3 separate regions of the Homo sapiens genome follow, and all the other regions are linked to region 2. A link is a contact called in ENCODE Hi-C or POLR2A ChIA-PET data. All regions are on one chromosome and are shown on one strand. Each heading gives the region's core, a stretch centred on a gene start or an enhancer-like site at or near the end of the contact. The rest is flanking DNA. Distances are from core to core; before and after follow the strand shown.

What was found. A loop is a pair of places that touch in the nucleus more often than their neighbours do. ChIA-PET counts read pairs that join two places held with the same protein, here RNA polymerase II (POLR2A). Pooled maps may share reads with other maps.
Region 1: a loop to region 2 is called in a pooled map, with 5 times the contacts of the local background. The contact joins the promoter of TMEM50A here to the promoter of PAFAH2 in region 2. A Hi-C loop is called at or near these places in 2 of 37 single-sample maps with no recorded cell type and 12 of 50 pooled maps. POLR2A ChIA-PET finds 5 or more read pairs at or near these places in 1 of 52 experiments (PC-9).
Region 3: a loop to region 2 is called in a pooled map, with 5 times the contacts of the local background. The contact joins the promoter of ARID1A here to the promoter of PAFAH2 in region 2. A Hi-C loop is called at or near these places in 5 of 50 pooled maps. POLR2A ChIA-PET finds 5 or more read pairs at or near these places in 2 of 52 experiments (activated CD4-positive, alpha-beta T cell and activated CD8-positive, alpha-beta memory T cell).

Annotation. Positions count from the first base shown.
Region 1 is chr1:25,337,054-25,340,381 of GRCh38, reverse strand. TMEM50A (transmembrane protein 50A) reads right to left here and starts at 2,048. Exons shown (of 7, transcript NM_014313.4): 1 at 1,926-2,048. It also overlaps a transcript of RSRP1 not described here. RefSeq lists silencers at 2,099-2,218, 3,210-3,328.
Region 2 is chr1:25,996,233-25,999,352 of GRCh38, reverse strand. It overlaps PAFAH2 (platelet activating factor acetylhydrolase 2), which reads left to right and starts at 1,290. Exons shown (of 11, transcript NM_000437.4): 1 at 1,290-1,328. RefSeq lists enhancers at 1,145-1,194, 1,205-1,294, 1,465-1,544.
Region 3 is chr1:26,694,377-26,697,264 of GRCh38, reverse strand. It overlaps ARID1A (AT-rich interaction domain 1A), which reads right to left and starts at 1,250. Exons shown (of 20, transcript NM_006015.6): 1 at 1-1,250. The coding sequence starts at 861. It overlaps LOC124900417 (translation initiation factor IF-2-like), which reads left to right and starts at 860. Exons shown (of 2, transcript XM_047439473.1): 1 at 860-1,048; 2 at 1,300-2,888. The coding sequence starts at 860. The coding sequence ends at 1,986. RefSeq lists silencers at 1-236, 287-616, 987-1,146, 1,237-1,566 and enhancers at 545-1,480, 1,481-2,417.

The DNA of each region.
Region 1 (3,328 bases), core at 799-3,298, 660 kb after region 2:
AAAGTGAAATTACAAATGCTTTATTTTGGTTCCACATACTTCTTCAGAATATTTGATTTAGTTTTTGATGAATTTCCACATTATAACTTTGGAAAGTAATATCTGGATTCATTTAGTATCTTTTTTAATGTAAAAAATGGTTTGGGGGCCGGGCGTGGTGGTTCATGCCCGTAATCCTACCAATTTGGGAGGCTGAGGTGGGTGGGTCACCTGAGGTCAGGAGTTTGAGACCAGCCTGGCCAACATGGCAAACCCCATCTCTACTAAAAATACAAAAATTAGCCGGGGGTGGTGGCGCATGTCTGTAATCGCAGCTACTTGGGAGGCTGAGGCAGGAGAATCGCTTGAACCTGGGAGTCGAAAGTTGCAGTGAGCCGAGATCGTGCCACTGCACTCCAGCCTGGGCGACAGAGCAAGACTCTGTCTCAAAAATAATAATAAATAAATAGAAATAAATGGTTTGGATATATTTAAGCAGTATTAACAAAGGTGGGTCTCCAAATATTGAAAAAATTTTAACTACTGGTTGACCTCCTCCTGAAAATCTGTCACATCCTATTATTTCTAAGTAGGTATTAAATTAGTTTAGGTGGTACTTTTAATACCAAGTATATGATTACTAATCCACAGGAGCTCTTTTGTATCATTTTGATTCCAAACTTATTAAATGAATTTGATATTTACAGTCCAGGAGCACTAACATTAGTAGAGAGACAAGTGATAAACTTTGGCTCTGAGTGGAATTACAGATTCAAATGAAAAATATTTCTCTAATTTACATATTTTATCACAGAACGTGTGTTTCTTCACACCTAAATCAAGAAATTAAACACTGCACTGCAGTTCTTACCTCTACCCACATCATTTCCTTTCACTTCATTCATTATTTTTCTTTCTGCAAGCCTGCCTTTTGGTGTCATTTCTATATAAAGAACATCCACTTTAATATCCCTATCTCTGATCCTAACGGGTGTTTCCAGCCAAAAGCAAGCACAGAATCGTGGTTAATAGTAATTCAGATTACAAAAATCCAACTGCTATTTAAATATAGCCGACCCAAGCTGTCTTTACAAATTATATAAAACATTCCTGTAAGCCGAGCAGTAGAGACCTGAGATACAGCCATGTTATCTCTATTTCAGAGTATGAAAAAGCCTGAAATACATATAACTTGCGAATAACAACACCCAAACTCCTACAGCGAACTTGACTTCCTTAAGATACTTTGTAGCCAGCAATTATGGTTGTCCAAAAATATGACACCCTACAATAGAGCAACGTCTCCCATTTTTAACTTCTCTTTTAAAAATTAAATATTAAAATATATGATTACAGCCAATGCTAAGATGCCTTTGGGACAAGTTCAATTTAGGAAATTCACTCATTTGATTCTTCCCCGGGAAGAACTGCAATTCAATAAGTGTTATTTTCGGTTCATCCCAATGGCCCCACCCCGAATCCATTTTTCTTTGCACGACGACTGGTACGCTCAAGCCAGACCCCGCCCTCCAAACTCTGGGACTTTTAGGTCTCGAGGGACGCCGCTGGAAGATGGGGGAGCCACCTTTAGCCGGGGCACCCCTCGCTGAGGGAGCTGGCCGGGTCACGCTCCTTTCTCGGGGCTTCGGCTTGTCCAGCTGTGAAGTGGGGGATCGGGGGATTTTCCAGGGATCCTGGGGTGTCCCGGGGGAGGGCGCGGTCCCCTCTCCGTCTTGGCGGGGTCTGGACGCCGTCGCCTTCTCCTGGCGCCGCCGGACCCAGGAGAGGAGAGGTCCGCGGCGGCTCAGCCCGGGTCTGCGGCTTCCGGGAGGGTGGCGGCAACGAGCCTGTGCTGTGGGCACCAGCCCGTCAGACGGCCCCGGCTCCGAGGCCTCTCCAGCCTGCGGCCGCTACTCTCTTACCCCCACTCCCCGCCCGACACTTACGTCCAGCCCCGTCGTGCAGTGGTTCCGGAGCCCGGTGTCGCGCCGCGCCGGCCCGCCTCACTCCCCCGATTTTAGCCAAGAAAACAAAACGGCCACAGCCTCCAGACACCCGGATGCAGCAGTACCATCCACCCGGCTCAGTCGCGCATGCGGACACGGGGCGGAGGGCGGGGCGCCGGGTCCGGAGGGAGCCACGCCCACCACAACAACGCGTCTGCGCATGCCCGGGCGCTGGGTTCAGGGGCTTTCCGCCGCTCTGGGTTCACAGCTGGACGTCGGGAGTGCTAGTTTGGAGTACGCCATTTGAGAGTAGGCGTGAGAAGTTGCTCTGTGTGCTGAGCGTTCTAAAGGAAGGCGTCCGTTGGCCTTCGTACCCGTCTTGAGTGAGGTGACGAGTGTTTTCTAGTACTGGGGTCGGCCGCGCAGCCCTCTCAGGGGTGGGTGGCAGGAAGAGTGCCGGGTCCCGCGTGGTGCAAAAGGTGGGTTCAGGTTTGCGGCCACACAGCGCTACTCAGGACTTTTTAGTCTTGTTTATTTTCTCCGTGCCTGTTCCCGCCCCCCGCAGCTCCACCTCTGGGAGAGGGGCGGGTTCAGCTCCAGGAGGCGGGGACTTCCCGGCTTGGCGTGGCTGGGGTGTCCCGTGGACCCCAGTCTCGGCGCGGTGACCCACTTATGGGACTTGGCCTTTCTTTGTTGTTTGTTTAAGGCAGGGTTTCTCAGCCTGGGCACTACTGAGGTTTTGGGCCGGCTAATTCTGTCTGGGTTGGGGAGGGTGCTGTCCCGTGCTTCGCAGGTTGTGTAGCTGCATCCCCCGCCTCTACCCAGTGGATGCAAGTAGCAGCCCCAGTGAACCAAAAATGCCCCCAGACTTTGCCAAATATCCCCTCCCGGGGAAGATCGCCTCGCTTGAGAACCACTGTTGGAGGAGAGCCTGGGTTTTCGGGAGGTAACCGTTTACAAAGGGGAGAACGGTAAGAAGCCGGAAGCAACGATGACTTAGCTACGTGAAAGACTTGCGGCCGGGCTCGCCCCTCTTCTAGAAGCCGTCAGTTTGGGTCTCGCGTCTGGAATCACCGTCAAGGAGTCAGATCCAGCCCCGGAGAGGGAGCAGGGTCGAGGTCTCCTTGCAGAAGGCGCCACCGCAGGAAGCACAGGCGCAACGTGCGGTCTCCCTAGCGGAGGCGCTCGCGATCCTGCAGCCGCCGGTCCGGGAGGTGCTCGGTAGCCCTCCTTGGTGCCTGTCCGGTAGCTGGTCACTCTCGGGGGAAGGTCGTGTGCAGAAGGGCACATGCGATCACACAGAGACGGCGTTGCTGCGGCTTTGACCCGATGGTGCACCCGAAAGAACACAGAGGGTGAAGGGAGAGATCCAGGAAGTGGTCGCGGAGCAGAACCCCCCTTCA
Region 2 (3,120 bases), core at 41-2,540:
AAGAGCTCACAATGTGTCAAGAGTTAAGACCTCTAATACAGGAGATACCCAAGGCAGTGTGAGTCGACTCACATGTGCGAGGCACACACAGATGTCGGCGGAAACTTTGGAGGCATGAACAAAGCTCCCAGAGGAGGGGCGCTGAAGGGTGGGGGGTGGGGCGTGGGGGAGTGCAGGTTGGAGAAGACCTTGAATGTCAGGCTAAGCAGTTGGGACTTCACTTCATAGGTAGTAGAGGGCCGTTGAACGTTTTTGAGCTGCCTGAACGATCCAAATTTCCTATAGAAGTTTACAGAACTCCTGAGGATGGGCTCTGCCTAACGCCCACTCCCCCGAGAATACTCTCCTTCCATCCCTCACACTTAGCTGCAGCCAGCACTGAACTTAATGCCATACTCTGAAACGTCCTTCACAGTCTCTGTACTCCTGGCTACGTTCTTTCCTTATATCGGGTCTCAATGTTAACAAACATCACTCCCTCTAAAAAGCCTTGCGGACACCGCCCTTTTCCCCCAAGCCTGGCCAGAGGCCCCTTTTCAAGGCTCCCACGCTTGCTGTGTCTCCCCATGAGATCACGGCTCTGTGCTGTCATTATTCATTTGTCTGAATTCTCTGCTAGACTGTGATTCTGTTGAGGCTAGGAGCGGTATCTTGTCCATCAGTGTCGCTAAGAACCAGCATTAGACAGTAATGTGGGATGGATGCGGCCCAGCAGATTACTCGGGTTCCTCCCCTTTCTCTGCCAGGGAGTCTTTTGAGGACAATGGAAAATCACAGGTGTCAACAGATGCAGGCTGGTAGGGAATGTCCCCTTAATTTGAATGATCAGTCTATTATTCTTACAGGAAGCAAAGTGTGCAGAAGACACAAAACAAACTCCAACCTCCTCCCACCTCCTTGAGAATAAAGCGAAGCGGGGACCATTTCTAGGCACGCCTGAGGACTATTTGAGGAGGGTGAGGCGGAGGGTTACGCACGGGACTAAGGCAAAACCCTCCGCTCGAGAGCAGAAATCGCGGCGGCACCTCTTCAGGCCACCAGGGGGAGGAATCACACCGCATCCCAGGCCTTGGGCGGTTTCGCACGACCACGCGGGGCTGGACGGTCGCGTAGAACTCTGGGAGGTGTAGTTTTAGAGTTGTAATGCGCAATCTCGCGCACTGTACATCGGGAATTGTAGTTCTAGATTGAGGAACGAGAAGTGCTTCCAAGCGTCCATTTTGAGCCTTGGAAACTACGACGACCAAAGGGCCACGGGTTCATGGGTCGTTTCTCATTTCCGTCGAGTTAAACGTCTGGGGCTGCTTCTGAGGAATCAGCTTGACTGGGTAAGTTTGATTGGAGAAAACACCTATATCTCAATTGAGCTTCCTGCAGACTTTTGTATTCTGGCCCGGTTTGGGGCCTCGGCGTCTCTCAGTCATAGGAATTGCACATTAATCTTCGTCCTTTACGTTTCCTATTCAGACACCTGTAGCCACCCGCTCCCTTGACCCTCCCACGGTCGCCTCGCACTTTTAACGGCCAGTGCCCCTGGAATCCCCACTGAGCTCCCGTCCCAGGACCCAGCCCCCGCAGCCCCACCTTGGACCCCACAGCCCTACCCTGATTCCTCGGCCCTACCTTCACCCTGCAGCCTCACATCCCTGAACCCCGGGCTTCTTTATGCTCCTCCACCCTTTGTGTACTTTACTCTTACTCTCAGTTTTCTGTTTTTCATGGCGGTGGAAGAAGGGTCCCCATTCCTTCTTTCCGATCCGCGATTACCCTGGACTCGAAGTCAGCAGACCCGGTTCTAGGCCAGCTCTGCCTCTCACCCTCTGTGACCTTGGGCAAATCATACAACTCTGGGACTCAGTTTCTTCCTCTCTAAAACGGAGATGACTGTTGCTCCATCAGTCTCAGGTGAGGAGTGTTGAGGAGCCAACAAGCTAGTATGTGTGAAGATGCCTTGTAAACTGTAAGACCTTCACAAGAGACAGAGATTATTTTTATCACAATTATTAATGCTCTGGAACACTCTTATCAGGCCTCTTCTCTAGCTCTGCCACCTTGTTGCTCAATCTCATCCCTCGAGTGCTTGGTGTCTTCATTGTCTACGAGCTGGATGATATTTCCTCACTTCCTCCAGAGACCAAAGGTCAGGCCAATGAGCTTTTAGTCTTCAGAGAGCTTTGTCTGAAAGGAAGCACAAGAGAAGTGCTTATCTTGGACTGTATCTTGAAATAGCCAGTGATGAAAGTGTCACACAGCTGGCAGAGCAGCAGTCCTCTGCTCACCAGAAACAGGGTCCCAGCAGGAGAGGACAGCTGCAACCTAAGCCCCATCCATTCCCTCTGGGCTCCTCTGGGCCTGTTCAGTAGACACTGGCTTTGGTAGGGGTGTCTGAGGCCTGAAAAGGCTGCTGGGAAAGAATCTGTTTTGCCAAAGGGCTTAATCCAGGAAAAATGAGAGACCTTGGCTAGGAAAGAGAGACATAGCATTGTTAATTAGTTCCTAACATTTTATAAGCACTGAAAATGCACCAGGCCCTAGGCAATATTTTCACTTACGAAGTATCCATTTTACGTATAAGGAACTTGAGAGGCATGTAGTTAAAATAATTATAGTTGCCTCCTATGGTTATAGTACCTTCTATCCATCGAGTGCTTTACATGCATTATTTAATCCTCATCAACAATCTCGTGAGTAGTTACTATTTCTTTTTTTTTGAGATGGAGTCTCGCTCTGTCGCCCAGGCTAGAGTGCAGTAGCGCGATCTCGGCTCACTGCAAGCTCCGCCTCCCGGGTTCACGCCATTCTCCTGCTTCAGCCTCCCAAGTAGCTGGGACTACAGGCGCCCGCCACCAGGCCCAGCTAATATTTTGTATTTTTTTTAGTACAGACAGGGTTTCACCGTGTTAGCCAGGATGGTCTCGATCTCCTGACCTCCTGATCCGCCCGCCTCGGCCTCCCACCGCGCCCGGCCCATAGTTACTATTTCTTTTTGAGACAAGACCTCGCTCTGTCACCCAGGCCGAAGTGCAGTGGCACAATCTTGGTTCACTGTGGCCTCCGGCTCCCAAGCCCCAGCAATCCTCCTACCTCAGCCTCCTGAGTAACTGGGACTGCAGTTGCATA
Region 3 (2,888 bases), core at 1-2,500, 700 kb before region 2:
GGGAGTTCCCCCGCCGGCCGCGGAGGGGCCGCCTCCCCCCATGGCCCCGAAGCGCTGCTGAGCGAAGGACGAAGACGACGAGGAGGCGGAGGCGCTGGAGGAGGGAGGCGGCTTGGAGCCGGCAGCCGCCGCCGCGCCGGAGCCCGGAGTGCCACCTCTCGGGGAGCTCAGCGCGTAGGCCGGGGCGGGCGGGGGGTAGGCGCTGCGGTTGGGGTAGTAGGAGTTGTACTGGTGGTTGGGGAAGCCGTGGTCGTGAGAGTTCTGCTGGGGCCCCGCGTAGGGCTCCAGGCCCCCGCCGCCGCCGCTCTGCAGCGCTGCCAGGCCAGGGCTTTGTTGTCCGCCATGTTGTTGGTGGAAGACGGCGGCCGCGGCGGCGGCGACGGCAGACGGGCTCCGGCCGTAGGGTTGCCCGAAGCCGTAGGCTGGGGGCGGCAAGGCGGCCGCGGCTGAGTGAGGAGGCGCCCCCACCCCATCGCTGCTGCCGCCACCGCCGCCGCCGGGCGGCTCCGTGAGGTTATTGTTCAGGGCGGGCCTAGGGCCCGCGTTCCCGTTCGAGTTCTTCAGGTCCGGCTCCGCGCCGGGCCCGCCGCCGCTGCCGGCTCCGCCGCCGCCGCCACCCCCATTGCTCTCGGCCCCGTCCTGCAGCTCCTTTCCCAGCGGCTGCGGCGGCCCCACGGCGGGGCCCTCGCTTTCCTGCCCGGCGGCTGCCTTCATTTCCCCGCGCTCGGCCGCTGCCGCCGCCGCCGCCTCGCCCCCCGCCTCCTCCCGCTGCTGCTGCTCGGCTTTCTTCAGCTCCGAGGGCGGCGGCGGCGGCGGGTTGCCCAGGCTGCTGGCGGCGGCGGGGGCGACCTGCGCGGCCATGATCCCCGCTGTCTCGTCCGCGGAGAGACCCGGCCCTGTCTTCGTCTTCTCCCCCCCTCCCACCCCGCCCCGGGGCCCAGTCCCCCGGGCTGCCCTCCCCACCCGCCCGGGCGGGCCTCGCGGGGCTCCGCTGCTGCGCTGCGCTCGCTCCTCTCCCCCCCGCCCCGCCGGCTCAGGCTCCGGGCTGGCGGCGGCGGAGGAGGAGGAGGCGGCGGCGGCGGCCGAGGCGCCGGCGGCTCAGCTGCTCCCGGCTCTGTAGGCTCGGGACCCGGCTCTCCCGGCTCATTCCCCCCAAGCCCTTGCCTGGGAATGAGGGGGGCGGTGGAGGCTCCGCTCCCCAGGGCCTGGCCCCGCTGTGACTCTCCGCTTTCTGCTGCCGGAGAAAGGAGGAGGGAGGGAGGGAGGGAGGCGAGGGGGAGGGGGCGGGGAGGGAGGGAGGGAGCGGGGGGAGGGGGACCCGGGACGGGCGGGCTGGAGGGCGCGCGGCAGCAGCCGGGGCGCCGGGAGCCAGAGTCAGAGCGCGGGCCGAGCCCGGCGCCCTGCCTCCCCTCGCCAGCTGCGGCTTGGGTCGAGGCTGCTGCGCGGCAGCGGGCGGGCGAGCAAGCGGTCGGCCGGACTGAGCGGCTAGAGCGCCCCACTCTCCTCCGAGTCCCCCTCACTCCGACACGAGGCTCAGCACTGCCATTTTACCCAGCGCCGTCGCGGCCGCCTGGCAAACCCGGAGTGGAGAGCGGAGCGGGCGCAGGCCGTGGAACGGACTCGCTCCCTTCCCTTCACAAAGGAGGAGGGGAGAGAACAAGCCGCGGCGGCGGCAGGCCCTCAGCCGCTTTCGCTAGGCAGCGCCGCCGCCGAAGGCTTCGGAGAAAACCCGGCCCGGAGCCCGCGCATCTCTGGAGCCTGCGCCGCCTCCCTCCCGGCGTCCCTATCCAGGTCTGTCCCCTCCCGGCCGTACCGAGGGGAGCGGGCAGCGTGAACTTTACCCGCGGCTGCAAAATTGGCCAGAGCCTGAGACCGCGGCCGCCTCGGCCCAGCCCTGACCCCCTGGCAGCGGGCCCGGTCCGTTGGCTGCTGCTTAGCACCTCTACAGCACTTTTCGTCTTCAAAGCCTTCTACGGACCCCGCTAAAGACCCAACCTTTTTTACCCTCTTTGCAAGCCCGAAAGAATGACTGATCATTGTTCAGACGATTCGTTTCCCACTCGCCTGCCCTCATTAGCCGGTCCTTACAAGGCTCTGGGGGCATGAGGTCCGGATTATCCCCATTTTACAGAATTGAAAGAGAGGGGAGGGAACTGCCTGTCACTTAAAGTCAGAGGGCAGAGGAGGGTGACTTTAAAAAGAAGTGGAGTCACCAAAGCTGCCTTCGGTCTACTTGCCTTTAAAAAAAAAAAAATCAAGTTGTGAGCACATTCAACAATGGGATCAGAATATCAAAATGGATTTGAAGTCAAAACTGATCATCTCACCACTAACTTAAAATGGAGGCCACTGAAGTTGCTTTAGGAGCATAGAACAGTTACCCAGCAGGAAAACCTAAACACCGTTTCTCACTCCCTCTTAAGAAAACTTAGCCTACCATGACAAGTAGCCCCAGTCTCCAAAGACAGTACCTTCTAATACTGAAAACCCACAGAAGAGGCTCCAGGGACTGCAGGAACCTGAGTGTTCAAACCATTACAGAAGAGAGATGCAGAAAATGGAAACCATTTTCTCCTTGAAGAAAAGGCACAGTCCAACAAGTCACTTAGAAAATGGATGCTTGTCAGATTTGTTTTCTATCCTGTAGCGTAAAGATTGTTTAAAGTTTACCATTACATTCTAAGAGACCCCGATTGAGCTGGAGTTGGGTAGAAGGCCAGGTTTATCTGAAAAGATCGACATACACAGAAAGCTCCAGTGTTCTCCTGATCTACAGGCCCCACCAAATCCCAGCAGCAGCCTTTTCTTCCTCAGGCTGACTTGGAATGTTCTGATATGACAGGCTACAAAAGCCAGAGGGGATTCCAGCTCCTCACCAGACCCAAGGC